2 separate regions of the Homo sapiens genome follow, and region 1 is linked to region 2. A link is a loop called in an ENCODE intact Hi-C map of the cell type or tissue named here. Cell type or tissue: mammary epithelial cell. All regions are shown on one strand. Each heading gives the region's core, and the rest is flanking DNA. Links, peaks and the distances in the headings are about the cores only.

What was found. A loop is a pair of places that touch in the nucleus more often than their neighbours do. Peaks named below come from ENCODE experiments on the same cell type or tissue, not always from the same donor. Only the 100,000 strongest peaks of a DNase experiment are listed, where the experiment ranks them.
Region 1: it touches region 2 in a loop (6-fold over the local background); 1 of 110 quality-filtered maps calls a loop at or near these places.

Annotation. Positions count from the first base shown.
Region 1 is chr4:158,576,197-158,581,579 of GRCh38, reverse strand. The region is part of intron 2 of RXFP1 (relaxin family peptide receptor 1); the gene reads right to left. Among named protein-coding and RNA genes, the nearest start is that of RXFP1-AS1, 14 kb to the right of the region's middle. RefSeq lists an enhancer at 994-1,570. In mammary epithelial cell, for the core only: a CTCF peak has its summit at 2,906 (motif pointing right); no DNase peak of the experiment used is centred there.
Region 2 is chr4:158,455,586-158,460,968 of GRCh38, reverse strand. No RefSeq gene overlaps it. Among named protein-coding and RNA genes, the nearest start is that of RXFP1, 64 kb to the left of the region's middle. In mammary epithelial cell, for the core only: no CTCF peak of the experiment used is centred there; DNase peaks (open chromatin) are centred at 1,718, 2,228 and 2,338; H3K27ac peaks cover 3,477 bases.

The DNA.
Region 1 (5,383 bases), core at 206-5,205, 120 kb before region 2:
TTTAGGTTTGGAAGTTCATCTAATCTCTTATATATTTTAAAAAGAAAGTTAAAAATAATTTACCTTTTTAAAACCAAAATCCTTAAAGGGAAGACTTCATAGAATTCAAATTTTATCAATAAGAGATTTGTTTGAAGGCCCTACTACACAATGATTAACATCATAAGCATGTTCTTTCCTCCCAAACAAAAACAAAACAGAACAAGCCAAGCATTTGGTATGAATTCTGAGCAAACCATGATGTCAGAAGAGTTATGTAACCTCTCTGTACTTCCATTTTCCTTCCCTGTGTAATGGAAATAGTCTATCATATCTAATTTATAGTGAGGAGGAATGAGAGAATGTGCTTAAAGGATTAGGACTATGTCTGAAACATAATAAATACTAAAAAAATATAAGACACTATTAATTTTATTATTACAACTCTTATTAGACAAAACCAAATATTCCTAGGAGGGTTAGAATATAGTGTCACAAATAGTCATGCACAGGCTGGGTATGGTGGCTCATGCCTGCAATCCCAGCACTTTGGGAGGCCAAGGTGGGTAGATCACTTGAGGTCAGGAGTTCGAGAGCAGCCTGGACCACATGGTGAAACCCTGTCTCTATTAAAAATTAGCCAGGTGTGGTGGCAGGTGCCTGTAATACCAGCTACTCAGAAGACTGAGGCAGGAGAATCACTTGAACCTGGGAGGCGGAGGTTGCAGTGAGCTGAGATCGCGCCATTGCACTCCAGTCTGGGTGATAGAGCAAGACTCAGTCTCAAAAATAATAATAAAAAAAGTAGTCATGCATAGACAAACCTAGAACATAAGATGTCTTTTCAAACCTAAAATATTCAGTGAATGGCAAAATTGCAAAGTAAACTATTACTAACAGACAACAAAGTCCGCCGCAGTGGGGAGGGAAGGCAAAGCATTTAAGATCACATTGGGAAGGAGCTGAAATAGAAAACTTTACGTGGGAAAATGTTCATACTTTCAAGGAGCTTCCCAGAGAAGCATTCATAGGCAGAGGGCAGTTTTTGCTACATGGTAAAGGTGACTCTCTACTTACTGTTGTTTGTTGCCGCAACTTTCTGTGTACATTTGAGAAGTGGGAGGCAGGGAGGGAAGTGCTGGCAAAGTTGAACTCAAGAAAGACTTGGTATATTGTACATTTAAACATTTTTTCTGTATATTATGATATTTAACATCTTTTAAAAAACCTTTCTAGGCTAGTAAGAGATTGTCTTTCCCAGGGCTTGTCAGTTCTTAGAGAGCAAAGGGTGCTCAGAGCATGCCTTTGATATGCAAACTAACCAATCCAGACCTAGAGCTCCTCTGATTAGCCCACACACCCCGGAGGCAATAGTCCTCCTCCTCATTATCCTAGGGCCAGGTAGCTGGGAAGTAAGGACCACTGCTAATGTTTAGAGCCCTCCAAAATTATTCAAACCAGCACATCTTAAGCTGCTCACCCTGCACTGCCTTGTGTTTCCCTCAGAAACCCCAATAAAGGCTCTGGCCTGATGCCTCCCCTCTCACCCGTCTTCTGCCTCCTGACCATCCTGGTGTCTTTCCCATCTAGCCCTGTATGGTATGCCCTGCCTCCTGTCTCTAGAACCTGTGGGAATAATAAACTTTTGTGTTTCTGAGCCTCCCTGGTGTCTCTTGTAGCCATACCTGACTCACCATAACATAAAAGAGTACAAAACACCCGGTAAAAACCATGTGGTTCAAGTTTAGCACAACCCAGAACTGCAAGTGAACAGTGAAGCAAAATCATCTTTAGGAGGTTTTATACCACATACAATTATGCGTAAGAACAGCTCATTGGAAATTCTGTCTAAAATCCACTAAGACTAAATTCTAAGGCTTGCTTTAATCTGGACCAGAACTTTATGTCGACCTTAATAATGTCTCTTTAGGCCCACAGAAGATGGCCCTTCTCCACAAACTGTCCTAACATGCATTGTTCCCCAGGGCTGCTGTAACAAATTCCCACAAACTTGGTGACTTAAAACAAGAGAAGTTGGGCAGGCTGCGGTGGCTCACGCCTGTAATCCCAGCACTTTGGGAGGCCGAGGTGGGCGGATCACGAGGTCAAGAGATCGAGACCATCCTCGCCAACACGGTGAAACCCCATCTCTATTAAATACAAAAATTAGCTGGGGGTGGTGGCATGCGCCTGTAGTTCCTGTACTCAGGAGGCTGAGGCAGGAGAATTGCTTGAACCCGGTAGGCAGAGGTTGCAGTGAGCCGAGATTGTGCTACTGCACTCCAGCCTGGGCTACAGAGTGAGACTCTGTCTCAAAACAAAAAAACAAGAACAAGAGAAGTTTGTTCTCTCACAGTTCTGGAGGCCAGACGTCTGCAACCAAGGTGTCAGTGGGGCCACAGCGTCTCAGAAGGTTTAGGGGGAGAATCTTTCCTTGCCTCTTTCAGCTTCTGATGGCTCCTGGTGTTCCTTGGCTTGTGGCAGCATCGCTCCAGTCTCTGCCTCTGTCTTCACACAGCCCTCTTCTCTCCAGCATCTCTGTATGCCATTTCCTGTCTCTTGCGAGGACACTGTCATTGGATCTAGGGCCCACCCTGATCTAGTATGATGTCACTCTTTACCTGCATTATATTTGCAAAGACCCTATTTCCAAATAAGGTCACATTATTTGCACGTTAATTTTTGGCAGATACTAACACACTACACGACCCAAAATGTATTAGAAGAGGTTTTCCATTTCCCCTATGGGTTATAGAATTGGTAATATGTAAACAGACTGACAAAGGCCTTTATCCTTTTCCTGTAGACAAGGCTGCTAAAGTGCTAAAGAACAAGAGTACAGTAGGGAGGCACCAGAAAGCCAGTCTTCCCAGTTACAGTAATTCAACCTGTCTCTCAGATAAGGTTGGGTTAGTGTAACCATGAGGGGGAGCCCTTATTTAGCACAGCCTTCTGTTTATAACACAGAAGGAATGCTAGAGCAAATTCTAATCTAGAAACGTAAAGAGTTTCTTTTAAATACAAATCTAGAGGAAGTGAACTAATTTAACAGCATCTGAGAATTTGATGTTCCTTTAACATTTTTACTACTGAGCTTGCACTCATTTGAAAATGAACACAGATGATTCCTAAAGAAGAACCCTCAACTTTTTGTTATCAGGTTCCTTTGTTATTTACCCAGATGTATTCTCTCAGGTATCATAGTTCTAGCTGAAAAACTGAAAGGTCCCTCCTTTTGGGTTTGTCATTGTCACATCAAACACTGCTCTGATGACTTAAAAAAATTTTTTTGGTCCTTATGCTGTTTGATTGTGTCTGTGACAGTTCTGAGCAGAGATGAAGAATGGTTTAGTGACACATGGCAAAAAAACAAATGGAATTATATGGGAATGATATAAAATTGCATAACTCAGGAAACATCTATACATTTCTATACTGAAGTTCACCAGTAAGGATCAAAGTTATTATAAAAATAGTGTAATCAGTTTTTGATATATGTATGTCTGTATACATGTAAATTCCATATTGTGTAAATATTTTAGAAAAAAGGATTCATATGAATTCAACTGAAAAATTTTAAATCTATTGATTTTGCTTGCATTGTGTTCACAAAAAATCTTCACTGAGTTAATGTCATGCTCTTTGTGCTGAAATATTTTATTTTTTATACTTAATAAAGTGTTTAATTACAGGGAAATTAATTATTTATGGGTTTTCTGAGAAAACTGGGACCTTAATATGTACTAAATAAGAGTACTTGTTTAAAGTGCCTGCGATAACACAAAAGTGACAGTTCTTTCTAAATATAATTAGTTCATGTATTAGTTCAAATATAGAGACTCAGTTTAATTCATTTGGTGTTTCATTTTTTTCAGCGATATCCCTAAATTTTATTTCTACAATTTCCATTTGACTTATTTTTCCATTTTAATAATTATTATTAGTGTCAAGGTTTAAATAGCTTGACAGAATAAGGGAGAGGTTTTTGGAGTTTAAGATATACCTTAAAAGGTCTAATTAAGAAAAAACTCTTTCATTAAAAGAAGGTATTTTATTTGACAATATACTATTAAGTTGTAAGTTATTACTCTAAAAATGATTTTTAATTATGGGGTTTTCTTATATTTGTATGTTAAGATATTGTATTTTACATGACGGAAAATATGCATGAGGTTTACATATTCTGAAAAGAAGCAACTTTCTGACTTAATTTAATTAGTATTAAACAGAATTTACATATGGATGTTTTAAAAATGAACAGCCGATCAGGTGCGGTGGGCTCATGCCTGTAATCCCAGCACTTTAGGAGGCCGAGGCTGGTGGATCATGAGGTCTGGAGATTGAGACCATCCTGGCTAACATGGTGAAACCCCATCAATACTAAAAATGCAAAAAATTAGCTGAGCATGGTAACACACACCTGTAGCCCCAGCTCTTGGGAGGCTGAAGCAGGAGAATCACTTGAATCCTGGAGGCAGAGGTTGCAGTGAGCTGAGATCACGCCACTGCACTCCAGCCTGGGTGACAGAATGAGACTGTCTCAAAAGAGAAAAAGAAGAAAGAAGAAGAAGAAGAAGAAGAAGAAGAAAAGAACAGCCTTGGGAGCATAAATGATCCAGATACTATAAAATGAAGGAAAAAACCACTCAGTTTGCAAGGGAAATTAAAGCAATTAGAGACAAACAGAAATAACTGCATCTCATAATTTTTCCATCACCTGGACTCTAAAGATGGTGATGAAATTCTGCCATCCTTCCTGGAAAGTTCCAGTCTATTTTTGCATGGACAGCAGCAGCATGCCAACTGGGCATCTTTGAGGTTTTGAACGGAATTAATTTTTTTTTTCTATTTCTAGATGACTGCCACTACTAGCATACCGGTTTTCCTAGAGGAGCTAAAAATTGTAGATAATTGATAATAATGGAGTTTGTGAGCAAGTTAGAATGCTTGTGTACCATATTGAAAACTTGATTCTAATGTATCTCTGCTGTTGCTACCATTTTGCATGCATTCCTGATTTTCTGCTCATTGGGTTTAGGTTCATGGTTCTCAAAACTTAGCGTGTATTAGAATGACACGAGGCTCATATTAAAACAGAGCTTTTGATTCAATAGGTCTGGGATGGAGCCTGAGAATTTTCATTTCTTTTTTTAAATTTTTATATAAATATTTTAAAATAATTATTTTTTCTTTTTTAAAAAATATTGAGACAGGTTTTTGCCATGTTGCCTAGGCTGATCTCCAACTCCTGGACTCAAGCAATCCTCCCACTTTGGCCTCTCAAAGTGCTGGGATTACAGGTGTGAGTCACTGGGCCTGGCCAAAATGTGTATTTCTAACAACTTCTTGGGTAATGTTGATGAATTTGGTCTCAGGACTACTTTTGGAGATCCAGTGGTCTAGG
Region 2 (5,383 bases), core at 231-5,230:
AGAAATGTAAAAACCACAACAAAACCATAAAATGCGTGGGTAATCAAGTGATGCTATAAGGGTAATGAAATATCAATTTCAACTATCAAATGGATATACAATTTTAAAATAACAAACCTAGTGTAGATGATGTTTGATTGTGGGTAATCTCACAGACATATCATGAACAATTGTCTTCTCTCTTGCATCATTAATTTTCTCTCACTATACAGAAGAAAAGAACTTAGAATAGCTCAAAGAATCTTGCCAGAGAAGAACAAAGTTAGAGACTCTAATTATTTGATTTCGAGAATTACTACAGAGCTACAGCAACCAAGACAGAGTGGTACTGACATGAAAACCGACAAATAGATCCCTGGAACAGAATGAAATTCCACAAATAGACATAAATGTACAAGCAACTGATTTCTGAAAAGGCTGCAAATTCATTTCAATTCAATTCAATTCAATGGGTAAAGAAAAGTCTTTTCAACAAATAGGCCTATAAGAATTGGTAAATATAAAGGGAAAAAGGAACTTTGACATTCATCTTATGCTGCACCCAAAATTAATTTGAATGAAATGTGAACCTAACATAAAAACTAAAATTGTAAAATTTCTATAGGAGAAAGCTTCTTTCATAAAAAAAAAAGCTTCTACAATATCTTCACGATCTGAGGGTGGGCAAAGATTTCTTAGCAAGGACGCTGAAAGCACTAAATGTAATAGAAAGAAAAATATATTTACCTTGAGGGGTGGAGGAAGATGGTTGAATAGAAGCCTACACTGTTTGTCCTTCCCACAGGTACAGCAAATTTTAACAACTATCTGCACACAGAAAAGCATCATCACAAGAACCAAAAATCAGGCAAGCAATCACAGTATCCAATTTTAACTTCATATTGTGGAAAGAGGCATTGAGGAGGACAGGAGAGACAGTCTTGAGTTGCTGACGCCACCCGTCCCATCCCTCATCCCCTGGCAGCAGCTGTATGGCATGGAGAGAGAATCTGTGCACTTTGGGAAGGAGAGTGCAGTGGCTGGGGGACTTTACATTGAACTCAGTGCTGCTCTGTCACAGTGGGGAATAAAGCTGTGCTGGGCTCAGGCAGCACCCGTGCACAGAGAAAGCATTTGGACCAGCTATAGCCAGAGGGGAACTGCCCATCTCAGTAGTGGAACTTGAGTTTCTTGGCAAGCATAGCCACTGGGGGCTAAAGTGCTTTGTAGTCCTAGTTAACTTGAAAGGCAGTCTAGGACACAAGCAATTCCTAGGCAACTTCTGGTGCTAGTCTAGGCTTAGAACCAGTGAACTAGGGTGGCATGTGACCTAGGGAGACACCAGCTGGCTCAGCTAAGAAAGTGCCTGCACCATCCCTCCCCCAACCCCAGGTAGTGCAGCTCACAGCAACAAAAGTGACTCCTTCCTTCTGCTTAAGGAGAGGTGAGCAAACAGTAAAGAGGACTTTGTCTTGCATCTTGGACACCAGCTGAGCCATAATAGGATAGGGCACTGGGAAAAGTTGTGCAGCCCCCATTCCAGGCCCTAGCTCCTCCATGACATTTTTAGACATTCCTGGATGGGCCCAGAGGAAATGCACTGCCTTGAAGAAAAGGACCCAGTCCTATCAGTACTCATTATTTGCTGACTTATGAAGCTTTGGGCCCTGAGTAACCAACAACACCCAGGGAGTACACCATGGGTCTTGACCTCTGAGATGTGCTGGCTTCAGGGGTGACACAGCACATTCCTAGGTGTGGTGGCTATGGTGAAAGACTCTTTCTATTTGAGAAAAGCAGAGGGAAAAGTAAAGGGAACTTGACCACAGTGGGGTAAAACAAAAAGCAGACTCTTGGGATTCCTGAGTTCAGGCCTAGGCTCTTGGACAGCATTTCTGGACCTGCCCTAGGCCAGAGGGGAGCCCACTTCCCTGAAGGGTGAGTCCCAGGCCTGGCAGCATTCACCACAAGCTGACAGAACAGCCCTTGGGCTTTAGGTGAACATTGGCAGTGGCCTGGCAGAACCCCCTGTCAAATGATGGTGGTGACCACAGGGAGAGTCTCCTCTGTCTTTGGAAAGTGGAGGGAAGAGTAGGGAAGGACTTTGTGTTGTGGTTGAGTAACAGCTTAGCCACAGCAGAACAGAACATCCGGTAAATTGCTAAGATTTTTGACTCCAATCCCTGGATCCCATACAGCATCTCTGGTCAGGCCCAGGGCCTCAGGTAACTCATGAAGGGAAGGGCCTTGGGGAAGGCCCAGTGTTTTGCTGGCTTCAGGTCTGACCTAGCACACTTCCAGTGGTGGTGGCCACAAAGGTAATTGCATCACCATACCCCCAGTACCAGGTGGCTCAGCACAAAGAGAAAGACTCTATTTGTTTGGAAGAAAATAAGGGAAAATAACAAGAGTCTCTGCCTGGTAATCAGAGAATTCCTCCAGGTCTTATCCAAGACCACTAAGGCAGTACCTCTACAAGTCTGCAAAAACCAGAGCGTTATTGGGCATGGGGGCCAAGTCCCTTTGAATACCTGGAAAGCCTTCCCAAGGAGGACAGGTACAAACAAGCCCAGACTGTGAAGACTAAAATAAATACCTAACTCTTCAATGCCCAGACACTGACTAACATCTACAAGCATCAACACCATTCAGGAAAACATGACCTCACCAAATGAACTAAATAGATCATCAGGAACCAATCCTGGAAAAACAGACATATATGACCTTTCAGACAGATAATTCAAAATAGTTGTGTTGAGGTAACTCAAAGAAATTCAAGATAACACAGAGAAGGAATTCAGATTACTATCAAATAAATTTAATGAAGAAATTGAAATAATTAAAAAGAATCAAGCAGAAATTATGGAGTTCAAAAATGCAATTGACATGCTAAAGAATGCATCAGTCTCTTAATAGCAGAATTGATCTGGCAGAAAAAAGAATTAGTGAGTTTGAAGATAGGCTGTTTGAAAATACATAGTTAGAGGAGACAAAAGTAAAAAGAATAAAAACAATGAAGCACACCTACAGGATATGGAAAATTGCCTCAAAAGGGCAAATCTAATAGTTACTGGCCTTAAATAGAAGACAGAGAAAGAGATAGGAGTAAAAAGTTTATTCAAAGGAATATTATCAGAGAACTTCCCAAACCTAGAGAAACATATCAACATTCAAGTACAAGAAGATTATAGAACACCAATCAGTTTTAACCCAAAGAAGACTATCTCCAGGCACTTAATAGTCAAACTCCCAAAGGTTATGGATAAAGGACTTTGTGTTGTGGTTTGAGTACCAGCTTAGCCACAGTAGAACATCCAGTAAATTGCTAAGGTTTTTGACTCCAATCCCTGGATCCCATACAGCATCTCTGATCAGGCCCAGGGCCTTAGGTAACTCACGACCACAAAGGGAAGGACTTTGGGCAAGGCCTAGAGCTGTGCTAAAAGCAGCAAGAGAAAAGACATAAATAACATAAAATGGAGCTCCAGAATGTCTGGCAGCCAACTTTTCAGCAGAAACCTTACAAGCCAGGAGAGAGTGGCATGACATATTTAAAGTACTGAAGGAAAAAGCTTTTACCCCTATAATAGTATATCCAGTGAAAATATCCTTCAAGTATGAAGGAGAAATAAAAACCTTCCCAGACAAACAAAAGATGAGGAATTTAATCAACACCAGACCTGTCCTAAAAGAAATGCTAAAGGAAATTCTTCAATCTGAAAGAAGAGGACATTAATCAGCAAGAAGAAATCATCTGAAGGTATAAAACTCCTTGGTAATAGTTAAGTAAGTCGAAAAACACAGAACAGTATAACACTGTAATTTTGGTGTGTAACCTACTCTTCTCTTAAGTAGAAAGACTAAATGATGAACCAATCAAAAATAACTAAAACAGTGTTTCAAGTACAATAATACAAAGAGGAACAACAAAATGTTAAAGAGCTGGGGATGAAGTTAAAATGTAGAGTTTTTATTCGTTTTATTTTTGTGTTTGTTTATGCAATCAGTGTTGTTGTCATCAGTTTAAAATAATGGATTATAAGACAGTATTTGCAAGCCTTGTGGTAACCTCAAGTTGAAAAACATACAATGGATACACAAAACATAAAAATCAAGAAATTAAAGCATACCAACAGAGAAAATCACCTTCACTAAAAGACAGGAAGGAAGGAAAGAAAGAGGAGAAGACCACAAAACAACCAGAAAACAACAAAATGGCAAAAGTCCCTACTTATCAATAATAACATTAAATGTCAAGGGACTAAACTCTCAAATCAAAAGACATAAACTGGCTAAATGGATGAAAAAACAAGACCCAAGGCTCTGTTGCCTACAGAAAACATACTTCATCTATAAAGATATACATAGACTGAAAATAAAGGGATGGAAAAATATATTCCATGCCAATGGAAACTAAAAAAGAGCAAGAGTAGCTACACTTATGTCACACAAAATAGATTTCAAGACAAAAACTGTAAGAAGAGACAAAGAAGGTCATTGTATAATAATAAATGGGTCAATTCAGCAAGAGGATGTAATAATTGTAAATATATATGCACCCAACAGTGAAGCACCCAGATAAATATACAAAGCAAATAGTATTATTCTTTAACTTTACTTTAGATTTGGGGATACATGTGAAAGTTTGTTACACAGATAAACTCGTGCGACAAAGGTTTGTTGTGCAGATTATTTCATCACCCAGGTATTAAGTGCAGTACCCAATAGTTATCTTTTCTGCTCCTCTCCCTCCTCCCACCTTCCCCCTTCAAGTAGAGTCCAGTGTCTGTTGTTCCCTTCTTTGTGTTCATGATTTCACATCATTTAACTCCCACTTATAAGTGAGAACATGCAGTGTATGATTTTCTGTTCCTGAATTAGTTTGCTAAGGATAATAGTCTCCAGTTCCATACGTGTTCCCATAAAAGACATGATGTTATTCTTTTTTATGGCTGCATAGTATTCCATGGTATATATATATACCACGTTTTCTTTATCTAATCTGTCACTGCTGGGCATTTAGGTTGATTCTGTGTCTTTGCTATTATAAATAGTGCTGCAATGAACCATTGCATGCGTGTGTCTTTATGGTAGAATGATTTATATTCCTCTGGGTATACACCCAGTAAAGGGATTGTTCGAATGGTAGTTCTGCTTTTATCTCTTTGAGGAATTGCCATACTGTAAAGCCAATATTATTAGAGCTAAAGAGAGAGAGAGACTCCAATACAATAATAGTTGGAGATTTCAACATCCTACCTGCAGCACTGGACAGATCTCCATGACAGAAAGTCAACAAAGAAACATTGGATTTAATCTGCACTATAGAACCAATGGGTCTAATAGATATTTACAAAACATTTAATCCAATGGCTGCAGAATACACATTTTTCTCCTTGGCACA